Regions from separate parts of the Homo sapiens genome. Here region 2 is linked to region 1. The links are chromatin contacts, found by Hi-C or POLR2A ChIA-PET in ENCODE. All regions are on one chromosome and are shown on one strand. Each heading gives the region's core, a stretch centred on a gene start or an enhancer-like site at or near the end of the contact. The rest is flanking DNA. Distances are from core to core; before and after follow the strand shown. Region 1 holds the start of CIAO3 (cytosolic iron-sulfur assembly component 3). Region 2 holds the start of TFAP4 (transcription factor AP-4).

The links. Hi-C counts contacts between places; a loop is a spot of excess contacts on that map. ChIA-PET counts read pairs that join two places held with the same protein, here RNA polymerase II (POLR2A). Pooled maps may share reads with other maps.
Region 2: a pooled map shows a loop between it and region 1 (4-fold over the local background). The contact joins the promoter of TFAP4 here to the promoter of CIAO3 in region 1. A Hi-C loop is called at or near these places in 1 of 50 pooled maps. POLR2A ChIA-PET finds 5 or more read pairs at or near these places in 2 of 52 experiments (WTC11 and activated T-cell).

Annotation. Positions count from the first base shown.
Region 1 is chr16:739,594-742,246 of GRCh38, reverse strand. CIAO3 (cytosolic iron-sulfur assembly component 3) reads left to right here and starts at 1,250. Exons shown (of 11, transcript NM_022493.3): 1 at 1,250-1,327; 2 at 2,509-2,604. The coding sequence starts at 1,262. RefSeq lists silencers at 845-1,124, 1,195-1,254, 1,625-1,924 and an enhancer at 1,108-1,703.
Region 2 is chr16:4,270,712-4,277,161 of GRCh38, reverse strand. It overlaps TFAP4 (transcription factor AP-4), which reads left to right and starts at 4,139. Exons shown (of 7, transcript NM_003223.3): 1 at 4,139-4,504. The coding sequence starts at 4,416. RefSeq lists silencers at 3,195-3,844, 4,565-4,614, 4,975-5,134 and enhancers at 2,993-3,968, 4,265-4,314, 5,215-5,404, 4,946-5,922.

The DNA.
Region 1 (2,653 bases), core at 1-2,500:
AAAAGTCCCCATAAAACTGGCCATTAGACATGTAACTGGCCATATGATGCCAGATATACATGTAACTGGCCAGGCGCGGTGGCTCATGCCCGTAATCCCAGCGCTTTGGGAGGCTGAGGTGGGTGGATCACTAGGTAAGGAGTTCAAGACCAGCCTGGCCAACATGGTGAAACCCAGTCTCTAATTAAAACTACAAACATTAGCCGGATGCAATGGCAGGTGACTGTAATCCCAGCTACTCGGGAAGCTGAGGCAGGAGAATTGCTTGAACCCAGGCGGCAGAGGTTGCAGTGAGCCGAGATCGCGCCACTGCACTCCAGCCTGGGCAACAGAGTGAGACTCTGTCTCAAAAAAGAAAAAAAAAAAAGTGAGTCGGGGTCGGGCGCGGTGGCTCACGCCTGTAATCCCAGCACTTTGGGAAGCTGAGGCGGGCAGATCACGAGGTCAGGAGTTCGAGACCATCCTGGCTAACACGGTGAAACCCCGTCTCTACTAAAAATACAAAAAATTAGCCGGGCGTGGTGGTGGGCGCCTGTAGTCCCAGCTACTCGGGAGGCTGAGGCAGGAGAATCGCTTGAACCCAGGAGGTAGAGCTTGCAGTGAGCCGAGATCGCGCCATTGCACTCCAGCCTGGACGACAGAGCGAGACTCTGTCTCAAAAAAAGAAAAAAACGAAAAGCGAGTCGGCCCACAGGGTCCTGTTTCAGGGTCTCCCAGGGGCATGGACTTTTCCAGACTGGTCTCCAAGATAACAGAAAAAGGGGCTGGAGGCCCTGGGAGCGGCTCCCCAGGAAGGGGAGACCTCGTGCCTATCCATGCTTTCTTCCCTGCCTGAATTCCCCAACACGAGCTGAGCGCCTCCTGTGTGCCAGGCGCGTTCCGGGTTCTTGGGTTGCATCCGGGAGCACCTGGTCCGCAGGTACGCAGAGGATGAGGAAATGGACGGAGCCAGATCCCCTCCGCTTCCTTGTGAAGGCGGAGAGACTCCGGGGCCGGAGCTGCGGCGCTGGCCCGACCAACCCCTGCGCCCCCTGCACCCCAACCCGGGGCCTGGGGCGCGCGGGAGGTGGACGAAGCGGTAGGTCCCGGGTTCCCGCGAGGTGGGCGGGGAGCCGCAGCGCCGGGGCTCGTCAGCAGAGGGCGCCGGCCCCGGGACGAGGTGCGCATGCGTCCTGGGGGCGCTTTCCGGCAGCGTGGCGGAACCAGCCACTTCGTTTCGCGCCGTTTAGCGACACCTGCGCGCGGCGGCAGTGCGGCCGTCATGGCGTCGCCCTTCAGCGGGGCGCTGCAGCTGACGGACCTGGATGACTTCATCGGGCCGTCTCAGGTGGGCCGGCCTGGGCGGGCGGGGTCGAGGCTGCGCTCGGTGCCCTGTCGCGCGGAGGGAAATTGCTCTGCGCCCCACTTCCTCCCCTGAGGAATGAGATCCGAATCCCGGGAGCCCGGTCTGGGCCGTCAGGGACTCTATCGACCCGGGCGCGGGGCCTCAGACACTGAGGCCCGCTTCTTACCAACAAGGAAACTGAGGCCAGGGAGGGCGGCGCCCCCCAACCCGCTCCTGTGCCCCATGGTGTCCGGGCGGGCTGCGTGGGAGGGTCCCGTGGTCGCGGGCTCGCGCCGGCCTGCCCAACCCAGAGGAGGCAGCAGAGGCGGCTCCCACACATCCCTAACCCTAACCCGACCCCTGGGTCGCAGCTGGAGGGCGGCGGGGCCCGGGCCGGGGCCTCTTCCCCTTCCCCTGCGCAGGACGCCTTGTCAGGCCTCAGGACCCCCAAGCCACAGCCTTTGCATCTGCATAAACGGGTGCGGTGGGGACCCCACCTCATTTGAGGGCAGTAGGGGCGGCCCGCTAGACGCCCCGCAGTGGCTCCTCAGTAGAGCTGTCCTTAACGTCGCCCTGGTGGGCCGGACAGCTACCCTTGAACCCGGGAGGCTGCAGGCGCCCTTTTCTGGGTGCACCTGCCTGTCCATGTCCAACAGCCCCGCGGGGCCAGAGCTGAGCAGGGCGAGAGGCGGGCTGCTGGGAGCGCTTCCGGCAGGGATGAGCTGGGAGGCGGCTTTCTGGGCTGCCAGGGTTCTCAAGGAGAAGAGAGAGAAATCCACTTGTTTCCCGGGCACTGAGCAGGAGGTGGTCTCCAAACAGATCCAAGCACACGTCCTCTCGATGGGCAGTGCAACTCTGGTCTCTGTGGTGGTCACGCCCCCTGTTCACGTGAAGGGTGAAGGTCAGTGTTGGTGGTGTCTCCGCAGGTGGGTAGTTTGCAGGCGCTGTTAGCACTGGCCTTCCTGCACACTGGGAACTTCAGTGCCGCAGGATGTTGGGAACCCGATCCCTGGGTGAGAGCAGTGGGGCAGGAAGAAGACGGTGGGACCAGCCTCAGTCCCTGAGTGCATGGCTCCTGGCAGAGCCTTCAGGCTGTGCGGCTGGGCAGCCATCCTTGAGGCCTGGCCTCCCAGGGAACCTCCGCCCACTCACAGGGGCTGATTTGGGGTCTCTTCCTGCTCTAGGAGTGCATCAAGCCTGTCAAAGTGGAAAAAAGGGCGGGAAGTGGCGTGGCCAAGATTCGCATTGAAGATGACGGGAGCTACTTCCAAATTAACCAAGTAAGGCACAGGAGGCTGCTCCACCATCTCTCCTGCCCGGCTGATCCGA
Region 2 (6,450 bases), core at 2,890-5,389, 3.5 Mb before region 1:
CAGGCTGGTCTCCAACTCCTGGCCTCAAGGGATCCTCCTGCCTCGGTCTTCCAAAGTGCTGAGATTACAAGTGTGAGACACTGTGCCTGGCCATTATTTGAATTTAAAGCTAAGGATCAGCAACAGTGTCTTGGAGAGCTATACTGAAGCCTGAGGGAAAGGGAAAAATCAGTAATACTGAGATAGTCATTAAAATGTGGAGAGTGTGTTTAGTATGGATTTTTGGCAGTAATTTATTTTATTTTATTTTATTATTTTATTTATGTATTATTTTATTGAGACAGGGTCTTGCTGTGTCACCCAGGCTGGAGTGCAGCGGCACGATCACAGCTCACTGCAGCCTCAACCTCCCTGGGCTCAAGCAATCCTCCCACCTCACCCTCCCGAACAGCTGGGACTACATCACCACGACAAGTTAATTCTTTTATATTTTTTATAGAGATGGTGTCTCACCACGTTGCCCAGGCTGGTCTTGAACTCCTGAGCTAAAGCAATCCACTCACTTGGGCCTCCCGAAGTGCTGGGATTACAGGCATGAGCCACTGTGCCCAGCCAATTTTGATGTTTTAAAATGTTAAATTAAGACGTAATTTGAGGCTGGGCGCGGTGGCTCATGCCTGTAATCCCAGCACTTTGGGAGACCAAGGCTGGTGGATCACTTGAGGTCAGGAGTTCAAGACCAGCCTGGGCAACATGGTGAGATCCTATCTCTACAAAAATTGCAAAAAATACCTGGGCATGGTGGCGCACTCCTGTAGTCCCAGCAACTCAGGAGGCTGAGGGACGAGAATCACTTGAACCCGGGAGGCGGAGGTTGCCGTGAGCCGAGATTGCGCCATTGGACTCCAGCGTGGGTGACAGAGCGAGACTCTGTCTCAAAAAAAAACAACAATAACAACAAAGAAAACCCAACATAATTTATCTTGGGTGTTGAAATTTTTGTCACTCTCTTACATTTTGCGATGTCAACTCTTGCCCCAGGAACCAGATTCTGTGTGGGCCTAGAAATGACTTCCAAGACAAATGAAAAAGCAGGTCTCTGCCATCCCCTGGCCGGACTCCAAATGCCGCTGCTTTGCGGGGGCTTCCTTGATTTATTAGGAGAGGGGATGAGTGCCTACTACCCAGTTCAGTGTGGGCAGCCAGCTCCCGGGTCTGCCTGGGCCACCCACTTGTGCCTAGGGTCTCCCTCTCATCCTTTCTGCCAAGGCTGTCTCCAGGGATATCAGCTTTGCAGATCACTCTCTGCAGTTCACACATGTGCCCAGCCCTGTACCATCCCCCGTGAAGAGAGAAAAGAGTAAAAGCACAGTCCCTCGTCTCTGGGAGACAAAATTGGACCAAGGAGGCCAGGTGCAGTAGCTCATGCCTGTAATCCCAGCACTTTGGGAGGCGGAGGCAGGTGGATTACGAGGTCAGGAGTTCGAGACCAGCCTGGCCAACATAGTGAAACCTCGTCTCTACTAAAAATACACAAAAATTAGCCAGGCCTGGTGGCAGGCGCCTGTAATCTCAGCTACTTGGGAGGCTGAGGCAGGAGAACAGGAGAATCGCTTAAACCTGGGAGGTAGAGGTTCCAGTGAGCCGAGATCGCGCCACTGCACTCCAGCCTGGGCGACAGTGTGAGACTCCGTCTCAAAAAAAAAAAAAAAAATTGAACCAGGGAGACAGCCAGAGAACACTCTGAAGGCCACATATAACTAAGTATGACAGAATGCTTTGCTCTGGAAAATAACAAAAGCAAGTACAAAATAAGGCCCTGATCAGAGGTGAGGTGTGGCAGGTGGGAGGATGAGTGTGATATAAAGAACCAGGGCTTTTTGCAGCCAGCACTCCTGAGTGCATTCTTGTCTGCAGCTGTGAGCTTCTGTCTTCCCATGTGCAAAATGAGAGGATAAGGAGACAGTAATGCACCAGAATAGCTTGCTCACTGCTGGGTGAGGTGGCTGATGCCTGTAATCCTGGCACTTTGGGGGACCGGGGTGGGCAGATCGCCTGAGGTCAGGAGTTTGAGACCAGCCTGGCCAACAGGGCAAAATCCCATCTGTACTAAAAATACAAAAATTAGCCGGGCTTGGTGGTGTGTGCCTGTAACCACAGCTACTTGGGAGGCTGAGGCAGAAGAATCACTTGAACCCAGGAGGCGGAGGTTGCAGTGAGCCGAGATCGTGCCACTGCACTCTAGCCTGGGTGACAAAGCAAGACTCCGTCTTAAAAAACAAAACAAAACAAAACAAAAAAAAGAATAGCTTGCTCACTAAGGGCAGTTAAAAATAGGCTTCCCACCAGGGCCATCCATGGCTCATGCTTGTAATCCCAGCAATTTGGGAGGTAGAGGTAGGATTCCTTGAGTCCCAGGAGTTCAAGACCAGGCTGGGCAACACAGTGAGACTCCTATCTCTATTTGTTGAAAAACAGTAAAAAGGTTTTTTTTTTTTTTTTTTTTTGAGACGGAGTTTCACTCTTGTTGCCCAGGCTGGAGTGCAATGACATGATCTTGGCTCACTGCAACCTCCACCTCCCGGGTTCAAGCGATTCTCCTGCTTCAGCCTCCCGAGTAGCTGAGATTACAGGCATGTGCCACCAGGCCCCCGGCTAATTTTGCATTTTTAGTAGAGACGGGGTTTCTCCATGTTGGTCAGGCTGGTCTCGAACTCCCGACCTCAGGTGATCCACCCGCCTCAGCCTCCCAAAGTGCTGAGATTACAGGCGTGAGCCAACGCGCCCAGCCGAAAGTTTTTTTTTTTTTTTTTTTTTTTTAAGTAGAAACATAGTAAGCCTTCCAGAGACTTTTTTTTGGTCAAGTGGTCTGGGATCTCTCCTTAGAGAAACTGCCTAACAGGTTGCTTCAAGGATTGGAGAGCGTGTAAGCAAAACTGCTCGGCATCCACCGGGTGCTGGCAACATCTAATAACAATATTTCCCAATAATAACAGTAACTATTGTTACTAGTAGGAATAAGTCAAATTAGGAGGCGCGATTTAGGCGGAACCTGGAAGGCGGTGGGCAGGATCCAGGACATTCCAAGGCAGGCGTGGGCTTCCTGAGCCAGGAGCCAACCCTCCAGGAGCCAGGGGAGGGCCTGGGGCCGGAAGGTGCGGCGTGCGAGCGGAGGACGGAAGCTCGCCGCCAGGGTCCCCGTCCCTGCCCCAAGTCGTCACCCCCTCTTGGGGAGCGCATCCTGGCGGAGGGGCAAGTCCCACACGGGCTTTGTTATGAATGGGAAGCTGCAGCCTTCAGCCCGCGGAGGGAACAGTGCGGGTCTGGGGGAATAGCAGGGGACCCGGCAGCAACCAGCAGACCTCCCCGCAGCGCTGGCAGCCTGCGCCCGGGGGCCGCTGCCGTTCAGGCCCGCCTCCACCCTCCCCTCCCTGCCGGGGCCCCCGGCTTCCTAGGGCGGCCCCAGCATCCGAGGCGCCCTTTGCCGTCCCGTCGCCGGGTCCAAGATTCCCAGGATCCGGAGTCCCGGCCGTGCGGCCAGCTAAGCAAGGCGGGAGGGAGGAAGCTGGCCGGCCTCCGAAGTCAGCCCCGAGTTACATGTGGGAAGCGGTGGCTGTGACGCAAGTTTCCAGGGGGCCCTGGGCTCGGCTCGAAGGGAGCACACCGGAGAGGCTCCGCTCCGTGCAGCTGCAATGGTGAAAAAGCAGAAGCCCCAAGCGCGAACCCCAGGCCGCCTTCCTTGCTGCCGCTGCACGCCCGACCCAGCCGCGCCCCCTCCTCCCTGCGGGCCGGCCGAGCGCGCGGACCCTGCTCTGGGCCAGTCGCTGCTGGACTCCGGGCTGCACGGGCTGGGCTCCCTGCGCGGTGGCTGGCCTTTTTTTTTTTTTTTTTGCAACGCTTGCCAACCTGTCAGCTGATGGACCTCATCACCCATAGTGGCGCATGTAGCTCGGCCGCAGCTCGCTCCATTCACGCCGCGCCCCGCAAGCCCGCCCGCGGCCCCCGGCCCCCTGCGCCCCGCGAGAGGCCTGCAGACCCCGGTTGCAGCCGGTCCCCGGGGGCCCGCGCCCCTCTCGCCCCGGCCTCGCGCCGCCCGGGGGGCGCTGCAAATAGTCCTTTGTTTACATGCAATTCCTTACTCCGCGGAAGGAGGCCGGGGGAGTGCTGAGTTTTCACCAGCTGTTTCCCGCCTTGAAACAGACATCTGATCAGCTGCAAACACACACACACACACACACACACACACACACACACACACACACACACATACACACGCCCGGGGAGGCAGGCCGGAGAGACCTCCCTCCCGCCCCTCCCGCCCGCCTCCCTCCCCTCGCCGCCGCCGCCGCCGCCAGCATCTGGGACCGGCCGATTCTGCACCTCCGTCCGGCGCTGCCCTTTGATTCGGATTTCCATCTTGCATTCTCCGGCTGATCGCGGGACCTGGCTCGTGCAGAGGAGGGGGGCCGATCGCTATGGAGTATTTCATGGTGCCCACTCAGAAGGTGCCCTCTTTGCAACATTTCAGGAAAACAGAGAAAGAAGTGATAGGAGGGCTCTGTAGGTGTGTACTCCTCCTCCCCCCACCCCCTTCCTACCACTGCAGCCCCCGGCCAGCCCGCCCGGGCGGGCGCGCGTGTGCGCACGCATGGCCCGCGCCGCCGACCCCGCTAGCCTTTCTTAGCTGCCGGGACGGCTGCAGCCCCACACGCCGGGTCCGCGCCGCCCCGGGACCCTCCTTCCTTGGAGCATGGGGGCCCCAAGCGGCCCCGGCCACTTTTGTCCGCTGCAGGCGGGCGAGTCGCGACGTTTGTAAATTGCAAACAGACCCACGTGGTTCTGCAGCAGTCCCGGCCATGCTTGGTGCTGGTGGCCTTCCCCCCCGCGCTTCCTCTTTCCCCCTCCTGCGGCGGCTTCCTTCCTCTCCTTCCTTCCTCGGGATCTGAGGTCGTCCCCATCCAAGGGGGTCTGGGGGCCCGGGGCGCGCGTGGGGGTGTAGCTAGGGCGGCTACAATGCAGCCATGCCGCGGCTCCCGGCGCGGGGTGGGGGCGGGGAGCCGGGCACTGTGCGTGTTTGCAGAGCGGGGCTGCAGCGGGGTCGGGGGCGTGCTCGCGTGTGGGTGTTGGGGGTGGGCGGACCCCGAGGGGCCCGCGCGGCCGGTAGGGGCGCCGCGGCCCGGGGCACGTTGGCTGCCGCTCGCTCGCCCGCCCGCGCCCGGGCGCTGTTTACTAGCGAGGCCTGGACGTGACTCTGCAGCCCTCTTGGAGTAGGCGGACCTCTGCGCGCGGCCTCGCGGGAGCTGTAGTTCTCCGTGTCCTGCTGGTGCAGCATTGTGGGATTTGTAGGCGCTCCTGGGCCACGCTTTCCCTGCACAAAGCTCGGCCCCCGCGGGCACGATGGGCAAGGCAGGCCAGGTGGGCAGGCCATTTGGGGAAGGGACACCTGAGGCCGCCCCTAGCCTCGCAGGGCAGCTTCCCGCCGCACGTGGGTTTCCTCTGCAAACTTTCCCATCCAACGCCCCTCCCCCCTGCCGTAAACCGAAAGCGTCGGGTCCCCCAGCCGGGTGGGTGGCCCGAGGTCCGCAGGCCTCCCCAGAAGCCACTTTGCAAGCTTTGGTCCTAGGTTGCTCTAAACCCAAAGGGTGATGGACTCAAGGACCACACACAGCCAAACCACCCCGCACACTTCTTAAAATGCACATGCCTGGAACTCTGATCGCTGGGGCCCGGACATCTGCATTTTGAACGACCCCCTGGGCGTGGTGTGGGGGAGGTGGGCGTTCTACGGCGTGCGCAAGTTTGGGACCTGTGGCCCCTTTCCTGCCGCGCTGCTCCAGGAGCGAAATGGCTCCCCAGGGCTGGAGCCACGTGCTCTGCCGCCCGAGGCAGTCTGGGCGGGGATTGAGGGAGGAGGAGCCCGCCGGTGTGGCACAGGCTGGTGGACGCTAGCGCCTGCAGAATCCGGCCTGGAGGGAAGGTTGCTGCACACGTGTAGACACTCCTGCCCAACCCTCTGCCCCGGGGGTCCCCACCTTAAGGCTACTCTGAAGTTCCCAGTCAATACCTAGACTTGGGCCAGTTGATGGGTTTGGCAGCTGGCAGGGATGCCCCGAGGGCTGGCCCTTGCACGAGGCCCACCTGGAGGGCCCAGTAATAATAAGTAAAAAAAATTCTTGAGCTCTTTTTATGTTCTGGGGACTCACTTTGCTAGAATTTTCTCACTGAGTTGTCATAATCTTTCTATGAGTCAAAAGTGTCTTTTGATTCCGCTTAAAGAGGCGGACACAGAGACTGGAGAAGGGACCACTACAGCAGGTGGTGGAACTGGAACTTGAACCCTTGTCCTGGGGTTGCTGCTGCTGCAGGGCTGGGCTGGGCAGCGCGGAGGTGCAGTTGAGCCGCTGTGCCTACTGGAGAAGACATTCTGGGCCTGATCCTGGGCAGGGTTGGGGGGCCCTCTGGCTGCCATGCCTGGGCCTTGGGTGAGTCCTCTCAGGGCCCCCTGAGATT